Linked DNA regions of Homo sapiens: region 2 is linked to region 1. Evidence: read pairs that join two places in POLR2A ChIA-PET (ENCODE). Cell type or tissue: PC-9. All regions are shown on one strand. Each heading gives the region's core, and the rest is flanking DNA. Links, peaks and the distances in the headings are about the cores only.

Region 1 (7,608 bases), core at 2,735-5,234:
ATACTAATGTTTGAACTCTTCGGTTTTAGAATTTCAACTAACTGTTTGTCTGGTTGTTGTCTGGGTTGGTAGCCTGTCCTATTGCTTCAGCTTGCAACTTGAATCTGTTTAACCTATTGAGAAAGTGCTTAGTGGATAAATCAGTGTGTGGTGTCTATACCAAGGGTTGTGTTTTTATTTCCATACACAAACACCAACTCTTTGGCAGGAGGAGGAACAATTTTTATTTTGTCCACTTATAAAACAAATTGTCCTTAGATATCTGAGTTAACTGACGTACCATACTTCTGATTTATTCTAATCACATTTTAGCAACCTCAATTAACAGGTAGTTGGAACAGCCAGGCAACTGACCTACGCCTTACATTACTCCTGACATTACTGACAACTGACCTTCTCCTGACATTAGCACAGGTAAGAATATAATTGTGAGACCCAAACAGTCATGTCCTTGACATCATTTTTCCCTTAAAAAAATGCCACACTCAACTTACGTTACTTGGGGTTTCTTGGTAATTAAACTCTTAAATAACAGAAGGACAAATGGTGTGAGATGAGGGAGGCAGGAGGGGAAAGAAAAGATGATCGAATGATGCTAAGCCTGGCAAGCAGTGCTAAATGCAGGGAGTTTACAATTGAACTTGAGGCCCTGATGAACAAGAAAAGGGCACCAAGTAGGAAACTGGTTTCAACAAATTGGCATTTTCAAAAGTTATTTGAATTACAAACTTCTTTTTCAATATGCAAATATGCCTGAGAAAGTGAAGTCTGTCATTCACAACTTGCTGAGAGTTATTCTGATCAGCTAATCAGAGGGCAGCTGGAGAGGACTAGGTTTTGAGGAAGTGGAGGTGGACAGTGCCTAGAATAGATTTTTGTCTAGAGCTCTGCTGTCTGCTGTGTCACTCCTAAAAACTGTCCTGGCACCTTCAGCAAATGTCATAAGTTGCATATATCTTAGTGTTTAAGGCCAGTATGCATAATTTTTCCCCAGGATATGGTCCTAAAACAACTATCTAGGCTCCATTTTTAATTAATTAATTGTGAGATTAGAATAATTGGAAGGTGATTCAGTAAAAAATTCTCATGAGTGAGAGACTCTTTACATACAACATGACCCAAAACAATACCTAATCTAACCTGCTCACTCCACTTCTTCAAAAGAGTAAACCTTTCCCTGATCAAAAGTTACTAAATACACTTCTGGCAAGAGAGAAAGAGCAGTGTACTTTTAAAAGCAAAATTTCAAAAAAAAAAAAAAAAAAAGCCAAGGCTTGTCTGTTACTTAAATTGTCTTTTCCATCATTACTCTGCTAAACATTAAGAATATGTAATATTTAAATATTTTTAAATATTTCTTATTTACTTCCTATACATCATTTCCTGAAAAAAAAAAAATGTCTCTGTGATGTCTTTATAAGCAGCTCCAGTTTTGAATTGGTGATTTGTGCATCCAGAGTATGCTCAGCAGAGCATGAATCATATAGATCCCATTATGTGATTATGCAAATGCACACTAAACATATAATTACAAGCATATATGGGCAGTGAAATTTAATTAATTATTATGACTTAGCTTACTTTCTGAGTGTAGTTTTATTAACTAAGAGTCCACAGATGTGTTTCCTCTCTTGATTCATTTACATTTTAATACCATGTAGAAATGATAAATTATTGTAACAGCAGATGATAAAAACAGATGGAATAAACATAATTGAACCAAACTTGATTTATGTAGGTTTAAATTGAACAGTTTGTGTATTTAAGCCACTTTTAAATGCTTCATCCTTGCATTGTGGATATTTAGGAAGAACCTCACACACACACACACATACACACAAAGACATTCAAACCAGCCAAGTGCATTTAGAAGTGCATATTTAAAGATTATTAAATAGCTCTGCAAATTGGTGAGTAATCAGTCATTATATTTTTTAAAGTGATCAAAAAAATCAGACATAGTAACCTGGATATTATAAAAATTATCAGTAAACACTAATGCTAAGTGAAGTGAATATTTGAGAAATTACTAGATATAACTGAAAATCTCAGCCACTTATAGATTACATTGTTCCCTGGAGGGCTGCATTCCAAGCTTCAATAATGGATGATCTTTCCAAAGAAGAAAACTAAAACCATTAGAATCACTTCAGTTCATCCAAAAAGAATATTTGTGTGTGTATGCACATACGAATCACCTATTCTTTTAACTGATATATATTTGAATTTATGTACATATGACTATTACTTCCATTTGTTTGGAATTCCTTCAGATAAAATTGCAATTACATTAGAAAATCAATATTTGGGGCATCAAATTTCTCTGGTGCCCAAAAACTGAAAGAATTTGCTGTAGTTTGTCAAAAATTATTACAGAAATAGGATAGGACATGAAGTGGTTACCATAAAATTATTGCTCAATGGTCTGTGGGAAGACTTCCTTCCCACTCTTTATCTCACATGGTATTCCTGGAAGAATCCTCCTTTAGCAGAAAGTAAAACATTATAAATGGGTGGATTTCAGGCTACCTTTGCTCTTCTTGGACAGATATTTTAATCGTAATTCATTTATCAAGGTGTATCTTCAACCCTAATGCTTCTAGTTTTATGTAAATCATGCTAAAAGAATGAACCAAAATTGTGAAAAGGAAGAGTGTGTTTTCTAAAATCAAGTTATTTTATACTCAAATAAGCCAACTTTTAAAAAAGATTAAAACATATTTCTACTGATGACTTCATTTTGCCACATGGCAAAAAATAATTTTTCAGCGCTAGCTTGCCTTTGGGAATCAGAGATATGTGAGAACTAGGCTTACCCCTTGAGATTGAAAAGGCCAAGTTTATCTGATGGGAGGTCAGCAAAGCTGGACCAATATTGCAATGCCAGAAGTGGGCCTTTGAAGCTATACCATCTAGGGAAGAGGGGACTGGCTGGAGACCAGTCAGCTGCAAAGAACTAAGATACAACTTCATTAGAAGCAGCAGAACTGAAGTAAGATTCAACCACTTGCTGTCAACAGAGGAAAGCTTTTTGTTTGTTTTATTTTAAAACTTCCAAGAAATTTTAAAGCAAAGCAGGTACAGTGAAAGTATTCCTTCTAAAGAAAGAATGATAATATTTATGCAATGAAATCATTTTATACCCTTGGTCATAGTCACCATTTGTGCTTGAAGTAACTACAGTGGTTTATTTTTTATGTCTAATTGTATCTCTGAAATAAAAGGATATAATGGAGATGGAAAATGAATGCCACACCTCTCCCCATACCCACACCCCAGCTCTGTATCACTGCCCTGGTAACCCTTGTCCTCACTACTTTTATGTTCTTCTTAGTGTCGTTGAGAAACTGCTATTATGGTTAAAGTAAAACAGAATGGTTGTGATGAATCAGATATAAAAACCAGCTAAAACCTCATGAACAACTTAAAACCTGATCATTCTTATGCTTTAGATTCAACCAAAGTTCTTGGCAAATATATACTTGCTGTCATTTCTTTCCTTAAGTAACCATAAGAAAGTCTTTTATTTTCAGTTTGATAAGCTCTTCCATGTATTAGAAGAATTATCTGTATTATATACTACTAAGGCACTGTTACCAGTAGCAATACAAATTTTTCATAAGTAAATATTTTATAAGAGCAAGTCTGTACTGTGTAAAGTTTATTTCTAATAATATTGATGCCGATAATGAACTAAACCTATTTGCACTCAAAGTGTTTTCATTTGCTATGCTTGTGCAAATTCATAACTGCACAATCCTCATTAATATTCTTACTACTACATCATGTGAAATACATTTGATAGTGATCTCACATAAACTTTGTGCCAATGCTCGAAATCTGGGCAGATACCTTATGCAAATGGCCTGTATGATGGATTGATGCATTGCACAGGTTCATCAGGATAACGTTCTGTCTACATTGTGTCAATTGTGCCTGCATTTGCAGCAGCAATTGTCATTTCCACTTTTCTATAATAAGTAAATATGTTCAAAATGGTTTGCATGTTTTCCATGGAAAAGACTACCTTGCTACTTCCTGTTCACAAATATATTTCTACACATTTCTAACAAAGCAAATGAGTCATATTAATGGAATCCTGTTTCTGCCTTCATTCATTGAAATTTAAAACCCTACTGCTGTAGCACCTTCACAAATTGTGACTCTAAACCTTAGTTGCTGTGCCAGGCTCCAGCACTCAAGCAACTAGACTGCAGATTACATTGAACATACAGCTTCTTTGGGGCTCTGGAGATTTAATAGCTTGGTTAATTTGTTTTGATCTGTTTTGTTCTTGTCCTACTAAGTTCTTATAAGTTTTCTTTATTTCTGTTGAGAACAAATCGCTTATATGTAGATATCTTAGCTCTACATCTTCTATGATTTGAAATGCTAGTGTTTCTTGGTTATTGAATCCTTTAATTTATCAGCATTTTGAGATTTTTTAAAAAATCCCTATAGAAGACCAAAAGAGATCCAACTCACCCATGTTCAGTGGGTTATGGACAGCCCTGTGCCCTTGCTGGGCTTACTATGAGGCCTTTCATCCCAAATTATTTTGTCTGTGATACCTTGAGGGAAACTTGAGACATAATTCCATAAACCTATTTTCTATTTCAATTAGATGCATGTCCATTTGGCTAATTCCTAACCTTCAACTCAGCCATATGGAAACAGTTCTGACTCTTCAAACTCAGTGATGTAATTTTGTTTATTATGTGCTAATGTTAGTACCTTCCCGGGTCTGTGTTAAGTGTTTAACATGCCTTCTTTCATAATCTAACCAATGACTAGCTATCTCCAGAATTTACCTCTTGGTGCCCTCCTGCCACATTATGCTTCAGATCCTTCTGACCACCTTTCCTTCTTCTAACAAAGGAGCTAACTTCTGAGGTAGTATCCTTACTGTCACTGTTCCTGGAAATCTCTGCTCCAAAATCTTCCAACTTGCACCTTCCTACCATTTAAATCTCTGATGAAATGTCACCTGTCAGTCAGATCTTGCTTTATCTCTCATTCTAAATTACTGTCGCCACCCCCACATGCCCATCACACAAACAAGGACGTTTCCAAAGAAACTATTGGTATGGGGTTTCCAATAGACCTTAAGAATGATTGGGAGCTTAAACTGGCAATCATGCCATCAATTTGTTAGGCCAAGACGCTGAACATAAATGTAAGATTAAAGTCTTTTATTTTCCACAATATCGTCTCGAAGTATCTCTGTAACAGAATAATAATCATTTTCATGATGAGGGCATTCAATTTCATTTTAGTTCTTCACGAAACAGCATTGTATATAAGAATTTTCATGAGATGAAGAATAAATCTGAAACAATTTGTGAAGGCACTTAGCACTGTGCCTAAAACATAGTAGATGCTCAGCAATGCTTGTTGCCTGGACAGGGTGGCTCACACCTGTAATCCCATCACTTTGGGAGGCTGAGGGGGGCAGATTACTTGAAGCCAGGAGTTCCAGACCAGGCTGGCCAACAGGGCAAAACCATGTCTCTACTAAAATTACAACAATTAGCCGATTTTGGTGGCACATGCCTCTAATCTCAGCTACTCAGGAGGCTGAGGCATGAAAATCACTGGAACCCAAGAGGCAGAGGTTACAGTGAGCCGAGATTGGGCCACTGCACTCCAGCCTGGGTGACAAAGCGAGACGCTGTCAAAAAAAATAAAAATAAAAAAAAAGGCTTGTTAATTGGCTACACATACAGCATATTTTAAAGGGCCAATTATATTATCTGACAGGCCCAGAGTTATTCAAGTCAACATCACAATATGAATTGAAGAGTGCTAAAATGCATAGCAACAAAATGTTTCTCATACTCTGATTCTACCAACCATATATCATCTTGGAGTCATTTCCTTGCTTTCCATTAGGGACCTCTTTTTAAAATTCAAAGACTTCAGGAAAATTGTAGCAAACCTCCATCAGGTTGTATATGCAGGCTCTGTTCTGCAGGAAATCCCACTTGACCCAACCAGTAATAGGGCTCCTGAAGACAACTGTCTGTGATTTTTGCCCTAACTAGGCCAGCCACATTTTTTCTTCCAGGAATTTAAAATTCTGACCTAAAGACACAAAAATTGGAAGTTTTAAATCTTGGTCAGATAAATAGAAGATCTCTAGGTCTATTCAATAAGGCAGCCACTAGTCACAGGTGGCTATTTAAAATTAAATTTACAATCCAATTAATTAAAATTCAAAATGCAGTTCCTCCATTGAATTGCTACATTTCAAGTGCTCAATATTATAGAACGTTTCAACCATCACAGAAGTTTCTGTTAGATAGAGGTCATTTAGAACAGGGGTCAACAAGCTGCTGCAGCCCATAGGCCAAGTAGAACCCACTGCCTGTTTCTGTATGAACCATGAGATAAAAATGTTTTTTTTTCATTTTCAAATGGTTGAGAAAAAAAGAAGAAGAATATTTTACGACATTTGAAAATTATGTGAAATTCAAATTTCAAAGTTCACAAGTGAACACAGCCATGCTCATTCATTTACAGATTGTTATGAGTGCATTTGAGTTACAACCATAGAGTCAACAGAAAGCATATGACCAGCAAGTTCAAAATGTTTACTATCTGGCCCTTTACAAGAAAACACTGCTGACCCCCCTGCTCTAGAGGTAGGTACTAAAGTCTCCATAGCTGCCCTGACACTTTCCCAGATTCTGAGAATTTATGAGTAGACCAGATAATCCTTACATTGAAGTGTTAATAACTTGTCCAGTATACAGAATGGCTTTTCACTTCTGGGCTGAAGATTGGAAAGGAGAAAAACCACTGTTAGAAATATGTTTTGGTGGAGGAGGGGAGACATTACAAGGAAAAGTGTCTTCTTCCCCATTACAAACTGCCAGGTGCTAGAGCATCATACTTTACTTTGCTTACCCCAATGTATACCCAGGCCTGCCGCTGCCAAAAAAAGAGTGAAAATAAAACAGAAGCCCTAGCATTTCTCTAGTCTAAACAAGGAGCTCCTTGATATTCTCTGTGAAAGTCCACTAAATTCCCTGTAAGTGAGCCCAGCACCAACTCTCCCTGCAGCTGCACAGCCAGACATCTGGGCCAGAGCTGATGGCATAATTAGGCCTCAAACCAGGTGTAAGTGCAATCAGAGTGGAAAATATGTGACCACATCCTTGGTGAACCTTGTGCTCCTCCCTACACCGAAAGGAGGCACGCTGATTGTATGTGAGTGTTTCTTGAAAAGATTTCATTACATAAGGGTAATTCTCACAAGTCAAAGAATGTACAGGGTCACCCACACTGTAGGAGTTATATTTTACTGGAACTTGCCATAAATTGACAGAGAAAGAGATCCCAGGCAGAAGGATAAAAGAGATCAAAATAGAGTTCCTCAAATGAGGACAGAGAGGAATATACCTAGGGGCTCAGAAGGGAGGCTGTGCTTCTCAGAGATTCTGGGTCACTTGCCATGACACGTAGTTCAATGTTCAGGATTCTCATATAAAAGACTCCAGAGATTCTTCTCTCTAGTAATAGCCTGACAAATCACATTTCATTTTCTCAAGGAGGGGTCAGGTAATCACTTTGCCTCTAGCTCTAATATAATTGCATGGACAGGTG
Region 2 (7,608 bases), core at 3,372-5,871, 240 kb after region 1:
GTATTTTATTTTAAAGTCCCTAAAAATCACATATATCTAGTTCTTTCCCAGTTCAGCCAGTGAATGGGCACTGGGAACCTAATGTGAATCTTCCAGATGTATTTGTGCTCTGAAAAAAATGATTCACTATATCATAAGAAAAAGTGACCAAGGAGGCCTTTTTCTGTTTGAACCAAGCCTTCTATTTATTGATGTCTGCTTTGTACCTTGCTCTCTCCACCCCCATCAAAAAAAAATATTTTAAAATGTTTAGCTGTAGCAGTTTGCTAGCTCAGATTGAGAGAAGAGTAGTTGCCAAGACAGACTCTTTCTTTCATCATTAAATTACTTTTGGAAGTGGGTTAAGGAAAAGAATGCCCACTTTTGGAAGGCATTCCTTTTAATAAAAAAAAGGCATTCCTTTTAAATAAAAAAAAGATACTGATTTTCTTTGTTGTTATTGCTTCATTGAATGCTGAAGGTAAACAACTTGAAAGTACAAATCACTATTATGATTCCTCTAATTTTTTTTCAAAAGGATGGGCAGATAGATGCTGATGAATTGCAGAGATGTCTGACACAGTCTGGCATTGCTGGAGGATACAAACGTAAGTTGACAGTCCCAAAGTTTGTCTAAATATACTCTTGTGTTTCCTATCTTAGCTGTTACTTGTGATTACAGCCTTCAAGAAAACTGAGCTTGTCGGATCTAGCAAAGTTTAGAATTCCGAAAGCTAAAATACAGTACTATTTCAAAATGTTGATTTGAAAACAGTTTTTAAATCACTCCAGGCTGGGCACAGTGGCTCACACCTGTAATCCCAGTACTTCAGAGGCCCAGGCAGGAGGATCGCTTGAAGCCAAGAGTTTTTGGCTGCAGTAATCTATGATTGTACCACTGCACTCCAGCCTGAGCAACAGAGCAAGACCTTGTCTTTAAAATAATAATAATAATAAATTATTCCATCCTACCTGCCAATCTAGTGGATTTCTCAGATTTGGGTTTTGTGTACCTAGAACCAGTGAGACAGTTTGGGTGGCCTCCTTCACAGAGGACAAGGTAGGGTGCTGAAATGGAATCTGCCAGGTCAGGGGTCATTAACTGACATTAGGAACTGATATTTACTGTTATTTGCCAAGAGCCTACTCTGCCCTGACCTGGTGGCACTTAGGGCTTTGAGTTGCTGCCCTGCACCCCTGGTCCCTGAGTGGCCTATCCTGCACTCCTGGTCTCTGAGCTTTGGGCATGCTCCTGCTAACATAAGTGGTTGCCATGACATCCCTCAGGTCTTTCCTCTTCCACTTCATAGAATGTATTCAGGCTAAGTGGGAAGTGGCCTTTCTACTTACTGGACCTGCTGCTCCATAATTCAGCCCTTACCCTACCCCTGCCTTTTGAACACTCTGCCATGAGCTGAGAGTAATGAAATACTGCAAAGATGCTCCATCCCTGGCAGGGCACAGTGGCTCACACCTGTAATCCCAGCACTTTAGGAGACTGAGGTGGGAGGATTGCTTGAGCCCGGGAGTTCAAGACTAGCCTGGGCAACATAGTGAAACCTTGTCTCTGCAAAAAATTTAAAAATTAGCCAGGCATGGTGGCATGCACCTGTGGTCCCAGCTACTCAGGAGGCTGAGGTGGGAGGATTATACAAGCCCAGGAGGCGGAGGTTGCAGTGAGCCAAGATTGTGCCACTGCACTCCAGCCTGGGTGACAGCCTGTCTCAGAAAATCCAAAAAATTGCTGCATCCCAACTGGGGGCTTCTCATCATCCAACACATATGAAGTGGTTCCTCTTGAAATTAGATCTTGAACATGATAGATTTCCAGGGTAGAGAATAATGTCTTAGTTCAAATACATTACCAACTTCTTTGCCAGTTGTTAATTGAGACAAAACATCAAATTGAAGACCCAATTTCATGGTTAGCTGTGGATTAAAATGTTCAAACTAGAATTCACAGCTGTGAATTTATAGTGGCCTTTTTTTAAAAACTATTTGACATGGCATGTATTAGATGGCTGTCTTTGAACTCTTTGCATTTGTTTTCATTATCCTTTGTTTTATGTGACTTTAGTATCCTATTACTCTTTCCTAATTAGAGGAATTAATACAAACGAAGAACCTTTCAAGTTCCTGTTATTTAATCTAGTCCTAAACAAAATAAGCACTTTTTGGATTAGGGGATGTTATTCTTTACTGTGTAGGCAGTACATTTAAATTGTTAATTGTTACGCAATTGAGCTGGTAAACAAGGTAGGCCTGCCTATTAGCAGGGTTTATCAAAGTGCAGTGAGATCACAGCATGGCCTGTTATTCTACATCCTTTCAGTAGATGAGGTGTGGCAGATTTTAGAATCTGACTAACAAAATGGGTTGTATATTGTTAGAGAGCAGTCCTTTTAAAATTTCATTGAGAAAGCCACATTTAGTGATGGCCTTAGATCAATGCATTAAAGAGAAAGCATTTCCTGAATCATGGGGCCTATGTGATTGAATCCATTTGCCTACTCTCTGGTGGCCGTACTGAACCACAGAACCATCCTGCCTATGAGGTGTCAGTGTTTTGTAATGCAGATATTATATGGCCATTAGTCTTTTAAACCCAACTTCCAAACCAAAAAGCACAGGTCCGAATTGGATGAGCAGGTGGGATACTCCAGCTCAGAGCCTATGGGCCCTTCTTAACCAGTTTAAAAGGAAGCAGTCATACCTAGAGGTGGAGTTGGTGAGAGAAGTTGTGTTCCAGTCAGTAAGATTGTAATTCAGCTTCTCTTTTTTCCCTGAATTTAGTTGTTCGTCTGTGATAAGGTTGAGAGAAACAGCTGGAGGTAGGGCTTTCCTTCTAGGTCCATTATATTGTATGTTTCTGTGAGAAGAAAAGATGTTTGAGGCATTCTAGTAGAATGAACAGAAGAGAAGAAAAAGAGTAAAGGTAAATTACAGCAGAGATTCTTTGGAAATTATTAAAATTAACATTATTTAATTTAAATAATTTCAAAATGTTGAATTAATAATTTTAATTATAATTTATAGTTATAATTATATGTAGTTACATTTACGTAACTAATATATAATACTTATAATTTTAATTAATTTTAAATAATTATTTAAAATAGAATTAACACTAATAAAAGCTATATTATTAACAAAATTGAGAAAGAGTTTTCCTTACCAAAACTTATTGGACATCAGCGTTCTAGTTCATTGGAACTGTCTAGAATGGTGTATTTTTTGTTCATTCACTTTTGTTCACTGCCATCTCACTGCCCTTTCAGATCCTTCTCACAAAAGATGACCAGATTCCTGATCTTCCTGATCTGTCCCTCTCCTCCTCAGTCTTTACTAACAGCTTAGAAGGAATTCAAGGTCCTCTGTAATGCACCCTCCCCTGACCAAACATATTTTCTCCCACTCCTTTTGTACTCTTTGAAAGTCATATTGAGCTATTCACTTACGCTTTGCCTGTCCTAGGCCTTCTACTTCTCTCTTTGCTTATGCTGGTCCTTAGCTGTCACCAAATGCCCCCATCATTCTTGTCATTCAAGGCTTGGCTTAAATTCTTTGTCTTCTATAAAGTCTTTCTTGATTCTCTTACTGGGAAGGAGCTTCTCACTTCTCAATCCCTTCTGGTACTTTCTGGCCCCTCCATTATAATTCAGCACTCTACCATGATTAGGGTTATATGTGTATGTGACTTATCTTTTCCTTAGACTGTCAGCTAGGACGGTATGCAGTTTCACAACTGTATCTGCAAAGTTCCTGTTACCCTGAGCCCTGAACATAATAAGTACTTAACAGTGGCTGTTGAGTTAATGAATATGGAAAATTTTCTGTGTCAGAAAAATTATAGCCCTGTAGCCTTATTGGCTTTTTGATTTAAGATTATACATTAATTTTTGAGCATTAGTAAAGATTAGAAAATTTTATTCAAAAAACATTCCTTCTTAGACGATCTAAGAGGGTTGTACATATAAAGTGCAGGGCTCTACAGCTTCCTGCGTGGGGGTGAGAATTTGGTGCCATCCATCCATACCAGTGCATTTTTAGTGAATACTTCCTATGAGCTAGGTGCTGGCTCTGTAGCCACAATCAATGCCTGGGTGTTGGGAAAAGCACTGGGATAAGAGAGAGGCTGTGGAATCACATAGAATGGGCACATAACCCAGACAGGAGTCAGGAAAGTTTTCCTTGCAGAATTGATACCTAAGCTGAGCAGAAATGAGGCCGACCATGAAGTGAGTGGGATGGGGAAGTTGTGTCCTAGGTTGTTAGAACAGCATGTGCAGAAGACCCAGAAATAGCGTGGTTCAGTCAAGAAATTGAGAAATTCTCCATGAAGATAGTGTACGGGGTTGAACAAGAGTAAGAGATGAGCCTGACTTGCAAAATAAGTGTGTTACCTTATGTACCAGTTAAGGTGCTTGGACTTTATCCTGAGAGCAGTAGATCACTGATACTGGGTTTTGCATAGGAGAGCACATACTACCCCTGACTGTAAAGACTAATAAATTGGGGGACATGGAAGTAAAACAAGAGTCAGGGATGCCCATTAGGGAGCTGCTGGAGTCATACAGGTGAGAGAAATGCTAACTAAGGAGACAGTGGGGCTGGAAATGGACTCTACAGCTGTTTAGAAGGTGATTGATTATTGGTGGAGAGGGAATTGAGGAGGCTCCCAGGTTTCTGGCTTGGGTTACTGCTGAGTGGATGGGGGTGCCATTCATTAACAGAGACAGAGAAGCTGTCTGCCTCATAGCCCCTTCAATACCTTCATGTGAGCCCAACACAGTTGGCTCTGCGCTGTGGTTGTCAGGCCGTCCAGAGCAGTTCTTAAACTTTAGCAGCATTGGCATCACCTGGAAAGCTTACAAAAACCAGATTGCTGGGTCATGCCCTAGAGTTTCTCATTCAGAGGTCTGGAGTGAGTCCTGAGAATTTCACCTCTAACAGGTTTCCATGTGATGCTGGTTCAGGTTGAACCAGCTTCTTTAACATGAATATCTATCACCTGCACATCTGCTAAAATTCAGCTTCTGATTTTATTGGTGTAGGGTAAGGGCTGAGATTCTGCAGTTCTTCAAGCTCCTGGGTGATGCTAATATGGCTGGTCCAGGAATCACACTTTGAGTAGAATGGTGGTCTCAACCTTGGCTGCTCACTAGAATCATCTGAAAAGCTTTTTAAAAATACAAATACCTGGGTCCCACACTCAGAGTTCCTGATTTAATTGTTCTATGGTGCAGCCCAGGTATCAGAATCTTTTAAAGCTTTGATTCAGATAAGCACAAGTGTGGAGAACTACAGCTCCAGATTAGAGGGACTTCATACCTCCACACAACTTAAAAGTCAGAATGAAGAATCTACCAGCTCTTTCCCAAACTGTAAAAAGTGCTTCCTCCTCCTCTCACCTCAGAGAATATTATCTGTGGATCAAATGGAGATTGAAGGACCAAAATAGAAATAGTCACTAGTCTTTTATTTCCAGTAAAGCATATGCCAAACACAGGAATCTATTAAATGTGTAAAACCTATAGTTTGCACTGTTGGGAGACATTACAGTAATGAGCGCAGTTGTGTTTTAATTTCAGTTTGGTTTGAGAAAAAATATGAAGCTACAAAGAGCTGTTAAAAATGTTCTGTGTGTTAACAAGCTTGCAGAATTTATACCAGCTTTTCCCACGTGACCCTTGTCACTTCTGCCATTTAGCGTTGTAGCTTCTTTGTACCTATACAATTTCTTCAGTCATTGATTCCCATTAATTCAATGTAAGAGGTGGTTTTTAATTTCCTAATGCTTAGGTTACCAGTAACCACACCCATTGCATGTGCTCTGGTTTGGTTACATAAGTGAGGTACCAAAATGCCCTCATAATACTCCTAAACTGTAGGTAAATTAAAAAGGCTTCTGAATAGTGGCCACCACTGAATTGGTCATGGGGTCTTATCTAGAGTACTCTTATTTAACACATAATTCTAACAACCATATTTATCTGGTTTCATATATAAGCTAAGAGGTCATAGACTATTTGAGGTAGGAGGTTACTGCTCAGTACCTGACATTGAAGGGAAAATAGAAAAACAAGTAATCAGACACAAAATTAGCAAAACCAGCAATTTATAGTCATTTATGAGTAGGAACAAAGCAACCCTGACTTCCCACCCACCATGTTGGATATAATACATTATGGTTCGTTATGGTGACTTGAACTCGCTATATTACAGTTTCAAAGCAAGAAAGTATGAACAGTACTATGTAATACTTTTTTTTTTTTGAGATGGAGTCTTGCCCTGTCACCCAGGCTGGAGTGCAGTGGCATGATCTCAGCTCACTGTAACCGCCTCCTCCCAGGTGCAAGCAATTCTCCTGCCTCAACCTTCTGAGTAGCTGAGATTACAGGTGTGTGCCACCAGGCCTGGCTAATTTTTATATTTTTAGTAGAGACGAGTTTTTGCCATGTTGGCCAGGCTGGTCTCAAACTCCTGACCTCAGGTGATCCGCCTGTCTCGGCACCCCCCAAAGTGCTGGGATTACAGGCGTGAGCCACCATACCCGGACTATGTAATACTTTTTAAAAGGAATTCTGTCAAAGTTATTTAAATCAAATTTGGGTTCCTAGCAAAAAATCTTCTTTATGGAGAAAAGGCTACTTTGAAGTTCCATATGATTAGTCACACGTAAATTGATAGCATATAAAAATAAAAGTGTATAATAATCATATTTCTAATTAATTTGAATGTATCCAGTGTAATGTGAATTTTTGGATTTGTGTTAATATGTATGTACTTTTCTTGATTTAACAGCTTTTAACCTGGAGACTTGCCGGCTTATGGTTTCAATGCTGGATGTATCCTTTACTTTGATTGTTGTCTAGAATAATTTTTTCTAAAATTCTAAAGGAATTCATCTTAGAATTAATATCTAGTAAACACAAAGTAATAAATGATCACTAAAAAGCTTTCTGAAATAATTAGCTTCTATTATAGGGTGGAATTTGGTGTGAATAAAGGAAGAAAAGAAATTTAGTAAACAGAATGTTGTTCAGGAATTTAAGGAAACATCAGAGTATTATAGAACAAGTACAGAGTCCAGAGTGTCAGGACAGCTTTTTTTCTTTAACATTGATTCCTCTGCAAGTGATGGGATTTTTCACATCCCACTTGTTGGACTGAGTTTAGGTAGTGCTGACTATCCAGTGCATTCCATCCCACCTCATTTGTCTGGGGGCACTAAACAAGGGAATATTAGTACCAGAGATGATGCTAGGACAGAAGGGCAAACAGCATAGCCTGAAGCACCCACAAAGTACAGCCTAGTTCCAGTAACAAGACCGCTTTTTATAAGTGGTTCACAATGGCAACGCTATTTCCTTATAATCAAGTCATGTAAGTTATCTTTTCCCCACAGTAAAAATTGGCACTTGAGCTTTTTCTCCATAGCCCCTTTCTATTTTTAAATCATTAATTTTACATCATACCAAGAATAATCTACAATAACTTTTTTAGCCATTGAATATTGAATTCCCCTTATCCTTGATCTTTCATTTAATCCTTAGAAAATATCGCAAAATACAGCTCTAATCCTTGATTACAGTTCAGAGAGATATGTCTGGCACAATGGGTTTCAAT

Evidence for each region. ChIA-PET counts read pairs that join two places held together with the same protein. Peaks named below come from ENCODE experiments on the same cell type or tissue, not always from the same donor. Only the 100,000 strongest peaks of a DNase experiment are listed, where the experiment ranks them.
Region 2: POLR2A ChIA-PET joins it to region 1 with 6 read pairs; 2 of 35 experiments call an interaction of 5 or more read pairs at or near these places.

The regions. Positions count from the first base shown.
Region 1 is chr7:88,452,368-88,459,975 of GRCh38, reverse strand. No RefSeq gene overlaps it. Among named protein-coding and RNA genes, the nearest start is that of STEAP4, 150 kb to the right of the region's middle. In PC-9, for the core only: no CTCF peak of the experiment used is centred there; a DNase peak (open chromatin) is centred at 4,085; H3K27ac peaks cover 697 bases.
Region 2 is chr7:88,210,101-88,217,708 of GRCh38, reverse strand. It overlaps SRI (sorcin), which reads left to right. Exons shown (of 8, transcript NM_003130.4): 3 at 518-587; 4 at 6,784-6,827; 5 at 7,579-7,608. SRI-AS1 (SRI antisense RNA 1) reads right to left here and starts at 1,049. Exons shown (of 3, transcript NR_120517.1): 1 at 952-1,049. It overlaps LOC124901691 (a long non-coding RNA gene), which reads left to right and starts at 1,125. Exons shown (of 2, transcript XR_007060419.1): 1 at 1,125-1,266; 2 at 2,773-3,133. In PC-9, for the core only: no CTCF peak of the experiment used is centred there; no DNase peak of the experiment used is centred there.